2 separate regions of the Homo sapiens genome follow, and region 2 is linked to region 1. A link is a contact called in ENCODE Hi-C or POLR2A ChIA-PET data. All regions are on one chromosome and are shown on one strand. The core of a region is the stretch at or near the end of the contact, and the rest is flanking DNA. Distances in the headings are between cores, read along the strand shown.

Region 1 (5,372 bases), core at 1,046-3,545:
GAGGGAGCACACATCACTTTACAACTGGAAATGGCAAAGCAAAGGAAATGGGAGATGAGTGCAACACTAGTTCAGGGCTCAAATAGAGAAGCTAGTTGAACCATGTAGATTCCAGATCCTCAGAGCTGTCGAGTAGTATCGTCCTATAAACCTTTACACCCTTCTTTGTAAGTGCACATCAACATTGGTTACAAGTGATTCTCCATGAAAAGACGAAAGGGGATCCCTTGGCATAACCCAAAGTTCAACCCAAAGAAGCTAAAAATATTTGAGTCAGGTACAGTTGATGAATCTGTATATATTTTCCTAAATACATATGCTATCAAAGGCTGTCTGAAATAGGGGAAATGCTTTTCTTCACTTATCACAACACCACAGACTGCAGCTTTTGAAATCCCTTCTGATAGATTCTGTTGAATAATTCCAATACTGAAGATACAAATTTACCACAGCAGGTAATGGTAAATCAAGTTACTCTTATTACAAGCAGTATTAGAACATGTTGATTCATCTCGCCAGCAGTACAGCTACACATCTTCATAAAATAAAACATTACCTTAATCTAAAATGCCATCACCACAGAGCTTTTAAAGATACCACATTTTGTCCGGGCACGGTGGCTCATGCCTGTAATCCCAGCACTTTGGTAGGCTGAGATGGGTGGATCACCTGGTCAGGAGCTCCAGACCAGCCTGGCCAACATGGTGAAACCCCATCTCTACTAAAAATACAAAAATTAGCGGCTGAGCGCGGTGGCTCACGCCTGTAATCCCAGCACTTTGGGAGTCCGAAGCGGGCGGATCACCTGAGTTCGGGAGTTTGAGACTAGCCTAGCCAACATGGAGAAACCCCGTCTCTACTAAAAATACAAAATTAGCTGGACATGGTGGCAGGCGCCTATAATCCCAGCTACTTGGAAGGCTGAGGCAGGAGAGCCACTTGAACCCGGGAGGCGGAGGTTGTGGTGAGCCAAGATCGCACCATTGCACCCCAGGCTCGGCAACAAGAGCGAAACTTGGTCTCAAAAAAAAAAATAGGTAAATAATAAAAAAATAAAAATTAGCTGGGTGTGGTGGCATGCACCTGTAGTCCCAGATACTCGGAAGGCTGACGCAGAAGAATTGCTTGAACCTGGGAAGCAGAGGTTGCAGTGAACCAAGATCGCATCACTGCACTCCAACATAGGCGATAAAGCGAGACTCCGTCTCAAAAAAAAAAAAATACCACATTTTATCTTATACTTACAATATTATAATACTACAAACTTAATACATGAGTGCCCACATTTCTCCAGATCTTTCTGTACTTTGAGGAAAAGATCATTTTAGAGCCATATACACAGCAAAACTGCCTATAGCTCAACAAGTACACACTGAATAAGAAGACAACCCTTCCTGGGAATATTTTTATTATGGCTTTGGTCCCATAATCCATGGATAAGAGTATTATTCAAAATAAACATTAGCTAGAGGAGTTAGTTCATGAAAAAAGGATCCTACAGCCATTAAAGATGACTTTCAATCTCATTTAGCTTTAAAGATATCATTAATGATCAGTACCTGGAATTCTGTACTGAATTAAGTACATGGAGAAAATTATGGCCTAGGGATATATGCACACAATGGTCTAAAGAACATCATTTTTAAAATTATATTATGCGGTGGAATAAAGTCTCCCTCCAAACAGGTGAAATTCTTGAAATGAACACCCTCATAAGCAAATTCTGTACATGTGACAGAGAAGAGTGGAATGACCTTAAAAGGATGCACTTGTAGTCTGCATTAAAGAAACAGAAATCATAGATAATGCTTCAATTATGCTGAGAAGTCAAAGAATACTTATAGTAACATTGAAAAAGACAATTTTCTGTAGGGCAAGAAAATCACTTATGAGAAAACTACTTTATTCTTTGATTTGCTAATCAGTTCTACAGGGAGGCCACAGCATTGCACCGCTCAGGAGTGGGGAAGGAGGTCATGATATTTGATTTACTCCGCTTTTAGTGAAAGAGAAAAACCAAGCAAAAAATCACATATCAAATACCTTTGAGAGAACAAATTTAGAGTCTACCACAAGGTAGAACAGGCTCAGTTACCACTCAGTCCTATGAACAAAATCAATCAATGTGTATCTACAGCTAAATCCGTAAATTTATTACATAATTATTTGCCTCAAATAGGACACTACCCGCTGGTATTGGCCTCACTGTGATCCTTCCAGCATGGCTGAATCTGTGTATCTTCTCCTGCCTTCCTGGAAAACTGTGTGCCTTTCCTTCTCCCTGCTTCAAAGGCCAACCCTCTGCCGAGCAACAATCCCATTTATCTCAACTGCTCCAAGGCTTTGTTCTTTGCCCTTTTGATTAAACCCTCTCAATATTGCTCAATCAAGTTCCACTTCTAAAAGCAACTCATTCTCAGTAATGTAACATGTTCTATTAGATCAAACTATACGAAAATGCCATTCTCATAGGTAAAACATAGTCAAATATCACCAATTTCGTAAGGTTGAACTTAATATTTATTATATGCTATATACATCTAAAAAAGTCAAACTCTGTGCTTCCACCCTCCTGTGCTTAACCCCATGTGATGGTTAATTTGGGGTTCAACTTGACTAGATTAATGAATATCCAGATAGCTGGTCAAACACTGATTATTCTTCAGGGCTTCAGTAGGCACTGGGCCCATCCTTTATCTACTCAAAGTGAAACCCAGGTGGTTTAGCAATTGATTAGAATTATTGAGCTGCCCCAGGTGTATCTGTGAGAGTGTTTCCAGAGGAGACGGTGTGTGAGTGGACTAAGTGGAGAAGATGTGCCCTAAATGTGGTAGTCACCATCCAATCAACTGGGAGCCCAGATGGAATTAAAAGGCAGAGAAAGGGCAAATTCTCATCCTCTCTAAGAGCCTGGCCGCTTTTCCTCTCCTGCCATTGGATGTCAGAACTCCAGGTTCTCCAGCCTTTAGACTCCAGACTCACACCAGTGGTCCCTGGGCTCTTGCACCTTCCACCTTGGACTGAGCTCCACTATTGGCTTCTCTGGTTCTAAGGCCTTCAGACTTAGACTAAGTCCTGCTACCAGCTTCTCTGGTTCTCCAGCATGCAGATGCAGATGGCCAATAGTGGAACTTCTCAGTCTCCATAATCAAATAAGCCAATTCTCCTAATAACTCCCTTCTCATGTGTGTGTGTGTGTGTGTGTGTGTGTGTGTGTGTGTCCTATCAGTTCTGTCTTTCTGGAGAACCCTGAATAAAACATCTTACATTCCCATTCCCCTCCAGGGCCCCACCCACTTCATGTACCGGGATTATCAAAAGTTTCTCTCTACTCATTATCCCCCTTCCTTACAAACTCCCATTCATTCATCTGCCCATTACAATCAGCATCTGCTCACCACTCCACCAAAACTGACCTTGTAAAGTTCCCAGAGGCTCCCATGTTTCAAGCCTGATGAAAAGCACTCTGCCCTTACCTTATCCGTCATCTCAGGGAGTATTAGGCACAATGGAGCACTCCTTCCCTCTGGAAATGTTTTCTTTACTCATTCCCAATACAACATGCCCTAGGTTTTCCTCCTGCCAACTGTTTATCAGTCTCCTTTGCTGGCTCCTTCTCTCCCAAGCTCTAAATGTTAGAGCACCTCAAGGTTAGCTTCTTGAGCCTCTTACCTCTCTATACTCTCTTACATGATCTCATCCACTCCATGATTTAAATTCCATGATGTCTCCCATATTTGTATCTCCCGCTGAAACCTCACCCCTGAAAAACAGACCCATATATTCAAATACCTGCCTGATGCCTCAAATTGGCTTTCAAACTTAAGTCCAAAAATCATCCTCCTCAAAAAGACACCTACAGTCCTCAGATCTCCAGTAAAGGGCTTTAATCTCTACCTAGTTAGGCACCCTCAAAATCAAAACATTGTACACCACAGTCAGTAAGGACTGAATATCTCTTTCTCTCAACTTAGCTTCACCTTCATCTTATCTCCGTTCCAAGCCAGCTCCTCCCCACCCTACCCTAAAACCTTTGTACATGGTCTCTGTTTACATAATGCTTCAACTCTCATGCCAAACGTCACCTCTGCATAGCCTTCCCCAGCCAGTCTAAAACAGGCCTCCTCATGTTATGGTTTATCTCAATTTATTTCTTGTTTCCTCCACAGTGTTATTACAATTATCTATTTTATTCATGTATTGCTTCCCTCTTTTCCTCACTAAATGAATCCCTATATTGACAACAGGCACCATAGCTGTTTTACTCAATGTACTGTACCCTGATGCCTACCTACCTAGCACACAGCAGGACCTTAGGTATTTATTGGGAGAAAAAAAGGAAGGAAAGAAAGAAAAATGGCATGTAACATTTTTTTCTAAGTATTCAATGTTTTGGCATACAAACCCACACCAAAAATAATACAAATAAAAACAAAACACACCATTTTTGAAGAAAGAAAATCCAAAAGAAGTCTTCACTGCATCCCAAAAAGTAGGTAAGAATGGGAAGGAAAGAGCTAATTAATAGGGTGGTTTTCATGGGCTGTTTGGGAAATAACATAGAATGGGACCCACGTTGGCCACAGGATGACAACCATGACCTGGTGAATAGAATACAATATGTGGCTCCCTTTCTAGAGCAAAGATTATGGATTCTGTACAGTCCAATCAAAAGTTTTCCATTTTCACTACCATCACTAACCTGGCTCAAGAGACTATTATTTTCACCTCTTGTGGGGAGTGAAGGAAGTTTGGAAAAAGAACCCCAAGATAATTCTGGACTATTTCCTATCATGGTAGTGATATAAGATCTGCACTCAACCAAATCAAGTTTCTAGTTATAAGAGCTGTAGAAGATATATATGTTTATAATATACCCACCGATAGCAGCATTCAAAAGAAACAAAACTTTACCCCAAAGTGTATGCATGTATCTGAAACTTAGGATCTATACCACCTTTCATTTATGTTTTTTTTTTCCTTCAAATCTAATTGTGTTAGATTCAACATATCACTCCAACACATCAAGTTCTTTCTGGACTCTGATTATGTCATCAAATGTGCCCACCATGTAAGAGCAAAGATTACCTTTATCTTTAATGACATCCTTCACCAGATAAAGGTGGAAGCAATTCAGCTTAATGGCTAAGCATTGGCTCCTGTTCAGGCTATCTGGCTTCCAATACTAGTTTCCGCACTTATTGGCCATGTGATCTTGGGGAAGTAACTTAATCCTGGGCCTCAGTTTCTATGGGCAAAATGCAGATACTAATATCCATTGCTTGGACTGGCTGTGAAAGAATTTAGCACAGGACCTGCCAACAAGTAAGCAGTGAAGAAAGTATTATTGCAGCTGCTGCTACATAGTAAAA
Region 2 (5,608 bases), core at 1,210-3,709, 280 kb before region 1:
AGGACTTTGGAGTCAAACAGTCCTGGATCAAAATTCTAGCCCCATCAATTATTAACCAAGCAACCTGGGGAAAATCACTTAACATTGCTAAGTCTCATGTTCTCTCTTGTAAAATATCATAATAATACCTGTATCTAAGGGCTGTTGTTAGTTATCAAGTGAAATAATACATATAAAGCATTAGCTCTTGCCTAACATGGAATTAAGTGTTCTTCAAATGTTAGCATTCGTTATTATCCCTAACACAAATCCGACTCTAAGCAAATCAACCCATAAGCTAGTCTGCCCCACTGAAATTTAATTTCTTGTTAATAAAGAAAAGTATTTTTACCACTATGCAAAATGAAGCTTCTTAAAATACAAATACATTCCTGGTAAATGTAGTTGAATTGATAGAGAATAAGAATGACTGATGGTAGCATTTTGAGGAGCACATTTTGATGACAGAAGTGCAGGCAGAGTGGAGCCTGTGCTACTATTAGTTTGGTGCAAAGGTAATTGCAGTTTTTGCAATTACTTTCAATGGCAAAAACTGCAAACCTAATATATGGAGGAAACGCATTGGAAGAAAAGGCAGCAGCTGCAAAAAGTAAATTCACCTATTTGCCTATATTACCTGACTTCCCTGGGTGAGATCAGCATTAAAAAGAGGGTAAAGAGGGTATGTGGTCTCTGAGCCAAGTGCAGTGGGACACGGCCAACCTGGACACAACTATTGGGATGGCAGAAGCAGGTAAATATCTCAGAAAAGTCTAGCATGACAAACTTCAGTAACCAAGACATTGTCCTCAAATGAAGGACAATGGTGCCCCTGCCACACTCAATGCCTCCTCCTAATATTGGATTCAACTCATCCTTCTGCAAATTGAGCCACCATGGTTAAGTTTGTACCTAAAAGATTTTTTAAATCCAGATTTTTTGGCTTTTACACACAGTACAATTATACTTTTCCTGACTTGAAGCAGCACATGCAAGGCCCGAGATTCATGTATATAGTGCAATTATTCACCTGTGTTTTCAATAGAAAAAGAAGAAAAAATAAAACATAGGTACACGACGCCCCTATGCCAACGAACAATAAGCCGTCTCACAAAACGTGTGAGTGCTTTAAGAGGGGTAGATATAACATATGATGGCCATGTGGGCTAAAATGACTTAGGAGTTATCTGTGTAGACAATTCAGTGACCAAACAGCTTAGTTTTTGACCTATTGATATCCAGGACTGTGTACGTTTTCTAGGACCTCAACATGACCTCACATAGCAAACACTGAAAAACCACTGAGTTCACTGATTTTGCTGAACTTACGATTTTGCTGAGCTTACTTTCTATTGTAAGCTTCTATCCTGCCAAGCTTCTATCCAAACTTGCTTCTATCCAACCAATAGAAACGGAACAGGAGAGCCTATAGCATTAACAGCAATGACTACAATTAACACAAGTATGTAAAATAATCCAATGGGACCACTGAACAATCCTGGGCAATAAAAGCATTTCTATCCAAGCCTGGCAGGATAGAAGCTTACAACAGAAAGTAAGTTGACTTATACACAATAAGAGATAAGACATGACCACATTTAGATACACCTCACACCCTCCAGGATAGTTATAATAATAAAGATAGATAATAACATGTTGGTGAAGATGTGTAGAAATTAGAATCCTTGTATATTGCTTGTGGGAATTAGATGGTGCAGCTGCTTTGGAAAACAGTTTGGCAGTTCCTTGAAAAGTTAAACATAGTTGCCATATGGCCCAGCAATTATATTTCATGCAAGAGAAATGAAAACATATGTATACGAATGTTCAAAAACTTGTACACAAATATTCATGGCAGCATTATCCATAATAGGCCCAAACTGGAAACAACCCAAATGTCCATCAACTGATGAATCAATACACAAAATCTGGTATATCCATACAATGGAATATCATTCGGCCATAAAAAGGAATGAAGTACTAATTCATGTTTCAACATGGATGAAGCTTGAAAACATTATGCTAAGTGAAAGAAGCCAGACACAAAAGTTTACATATTGTATGATTCCATTTATATAAAAGCCTAACATAAGCAGCTCTACAAAGACAGAAAGTAAATTGTTAGACATTAGGGTCTGGGAAGAGGAGGAAATAGGGAGAGGCTGTTAATGGTCATGGAGTTTCTTCCTTGAGTCATTAAAATTCTCTGGAATTAGATAATGTTGATGATTGTACAACCTTGTGAATCTACTAATGGTTGTTGAATTTTACCCTTGTAAGTGTGAATTAAATTACACCTCAATTTTTTAAAAAAGATGATATGTTTACACAATCTGCATTATAGGCTCAAATTTGCAACTGCTACATATTTAAAGTACCTTTATATAGACCTGGCTCATAGTAAAAGCGTGATGAATAGGAGCTATTATTAGAACTTAAGTCAGGATCTGATCATTATCAAAGTGTCAACAATGCAATTTCCCACTAGGCACAAGCTGTTCCCGTCTTGAGGCAAACTTAAATTCTCTTGGTTTCTACTCCCTAAAGCTAAAAAACTCTCTTTTGCCTGATGTAGGCTCATGATCTGGGGAAGGAAGTTGCTTTTTCTCCTCTCTGAGTGGTTCTTACAGAGTCAGCCCAAACAGTAATAGTAAAGGGAAGATTCTCTAATTCATCCCGACTATACATTATCAGGGCTAAAACCCGTTCTATGCTGACACTGAAGAACTGTCCTGGAAAGGAAAATATTTCCACTTTAAAGTTTCTGATAGTATCATATGGGCAGGAGAGTGGGAGGTGTCGACCAGAAATGCGATATTTAAAGGACTTAGATGTTTTAAGAGACTAACAGAGCAAGAGTGGACAAATTAAAGTAGTAAACTAAGAATCAGAGTAGCACAGCTAACATAGGCAGCTCATGTAGAGATTAGGGAGAAAAGAAAATATTCTTGAAAATGTCCTCCCAAGTTCAAAAACAAACCTCAGTTCCCCTCAACAGAAGGAAAGACTTAAAATAAAAAGACCGTGGCACAGCTGTGAAGCAAGGCATGGATTCTTTTCTTATGACTGTTAAATGTACAGTCCCCTTAGAATGGAAATAATGTTATTACCCTGGAGGGGGCTCCATTATGATGCACACTGGTTCATATTTTAGTTTAGAGCACAGGTTCTTAAGAGAGTGACTTATTCCTGAAGGAATAAAAAGGACTTTGAGAAGAATAAAAGTAGTCAACATTATTATGGGGCATTGACATAGCAATTTGCTTGTAAATGATTTTAAAAACTACTGCTAATAATACACCTTATTGTATATAGTACTCCCAACCAAAGCCACCTTGGGTAATCAAATTAATACAAGGCAATAGAAAGGGAATGGGAGCGCATATAGCATTAACAGCAACGACTACAATTAATACAAGTACATAAAATAATCCAATGGGACCACTGAACAACCCTGGGCAATGAAAGCATTTTTCAAGATATACCATTTAATGTGGTTGTACAGCAGAGTAATATAATGGGGGTGAATAGTATTTACTAAGGAAAGAAATTGATGCAAAGAGTGAATGCTCAACAATGGAGGTTTGTCTGTATGCTTGACTTGGAGGTAATGTTCTTTTCTTTACCTCTGATCAAATTGCAGTCCTAAATGGCTAGCCAGTGGAACAGTAGTATCACTGTTGTCAAAGCTACTGTAAATCTTCAACTGAAAGAGAATGTCAAGGTCATTGCTATCAAAAAGCACAATGATAATACAGAAAAATGGCTGCAGTAAGTTGAGAAAATCATGGTAGACACACACACATACACCACTCACGTAGAAAACATGCTTGTTTGCAACATTGCCTATAGGCAAAGTGTGAAGCACTTGAATCTCATTGTACACTCACAATCCGTGAATGCTATTAATAGTTCCTACCTGTGAATGAGAGGTCAGATTTTATGTATCTATGGAATTGAGTGAAGCTTTCAGAAACCCAGAACATCAGGAAGTTTTGCAGAGCAAAACCTCACTCTTTAATCACCTGATCCAATCTGTCTACTTCTCTTGCCACTGCCCAGATCACTAATAGATGATAACATTCCCTGATTCACTAAGCATCCTCAACTGAGTTGCTGATAGAGGGAATCCTTTCAGCTAGTAATATCTATCACTAACTGCCTGCAACTTAGCCTTAACCTGGTCCTCAGTCTCTCCTGACTGTCTTTTAAAGATAACATAGACCCATGTTCGGCCCATTTGACCAGAAGTAGGAAACCTGATTAGGAAGTGATAGAAATTTTTGAATCCTTATAGCACCAATTCTTGAAGCAATTGAAAGGGTGGAGACTAAAGAACTTATTTAGTAATAAGAGTCCTATTTTAAGAATTCACTTGACCACATCAAATAATTCCACTGGGAAAACATAAAGATGAGCCACCTCAACCCTGCCTAAAAGAGATTCTCAAAACAGTGACGTGGCTGATGCAGCCATAGCCTTAAAACTAGACAGGCTTACCCATGCATGATGCCCCCTTGTCAGCCCACAGAGGCAATCCTCAAACATGAGCAAATGGCAAGCTATCACTCAGGACTATCTTCTCCAACTGCACATTCCCTGCTTAATTCCAGTGGCTTTTGCTGTGATAAAGTGTTCTCAGCTCTAAATAATGGCTCCATAACTCCAGTTATGACCTTTCCTTTGTGTCCTCCAGGTTTGGCATTAACCTTACTGGACGGGCTTCCAGATAATATAAGAGCCTGCGCCTCCAAGCCCAAGTCTCGAGCACTGTAATGAGTACAATCAGCTTCTTTCATCTTGGGCTTGCCTGGACACTTTGTCAGTTTCATTCAGTCAGGGAGGATTTAGGAGTTTAAAAGTAGAAAGAAACAAATTCCAAAGAGGTGGTTGCTACCGTTTGGATGTTTTGTCTTCTCCAATCTCATGTTGAAATGTGATTCCTGTTAGAGGTGGGGCCTGGTGAAAAATGATCGGATCATGGAGGTGGCTCTTGCATGAATGGTTTACCACCATCACCTTGGTGATAAGTGAGTTCTTCCTATTTGTTCATGTGAGATCTGGTTATTTAGAAGAGTCTGGTGCCTCCCCCTTCTCTCTCTCTTGCTCCTGCTCCATGTGATGTTCTAGCTCCCCTTCACCTCCCACCATGATTGCAAGCTTCCTGAAGCCCTCACCAGGAGCTGAGCAGATGTTGGTGCCATGCCTATACAGCCTGAAGAACTTTGAGCCAAGTTAAACCTCTTCCTTTTATAAATTACTCAGTCACAGATTTTCTTTTTAAATAGCAACACAAGAACGGACCAACACAAAGGTGATTAGCAGCAATATGAGGAGAACAATGAGCAATCACAGGTTGTGAGATTTGGTGACCGCAGGCCCACCAGGTGACTAAAGGGTAAAAAAGTGGGTAGGCAGTGAGGAAGTAGACATCCAGAAGCAAAGACACAGGTAGAGTAATGTGTTGAGACTGTAGCAAAATTAAAATTCAGGTTTTTAAGATTGCAAAGACTTGAGCATTGTATGGAGGGTTTATCCTTAGAAATGAGAAGGGCCATAATTCTCAGACATTTAGAGAAAATAGTAAATGGAAAAGATATAGCAAAATCTTTGTAAGGAAAAAAGGAAG

The links. A loop is a pair of places that touch in the nucleus more often than their neighbours do. ChIA-PET counts read pairs that join two places held with the same protein, here RNA polymerase II (POLR2A). Pooled maps may share reads with other maps.
Region 2: a map of aorta shows a loop between it and region 1 (2.2-fold over the local background). The contact joins two enhancer-like sites. A Hi-C loop is called at or near these places in 2 of 168 maps with a recorded cell type or tissue (aorta and tibial artery) and 4 of 50 pooled maps. POLR2A ChIA-PET finds 5 or more read pairs at or near these places in 2 of 52 experiments (Caco-2 and OCI-LY7).

Annotation. Positions count from the first base shown.
Region 1 is chr5:109,706,359-109,711,730 of GRCh38, reverse strand. The region is part of intron 1 of MAN2A1 (mannosidase alpha class 2A member 1); the gene reads right to left. Among named protein-coding and RNA genes, the nearest start is that of MAN2A1-DT, 18 kb to the right of the region's middle. Within about 2 kb of position 2,295, at least 3 of the 41 ENCODE cell types and tissues checked have a DNase peak (open chromatin) inside an H3K27ac peak, as active enhancers do.
Region 2 is chr5:109,985,008-109,990,615 of GRCh38, reverse strand. No RefSeq gene overlaps it. Among named protein-coding and RNA genes, the nearest start is that of LINC01848, 100 kb to the right of the region's middle. RefSeq lists an enhancer at 1-168. Within about 2 kb of position 2,459, at least 2 of the 41 ENCODE cell types and tissues checked have a DNase peak (open chromatin) inside an H3K27ac peak, as active enhancers do.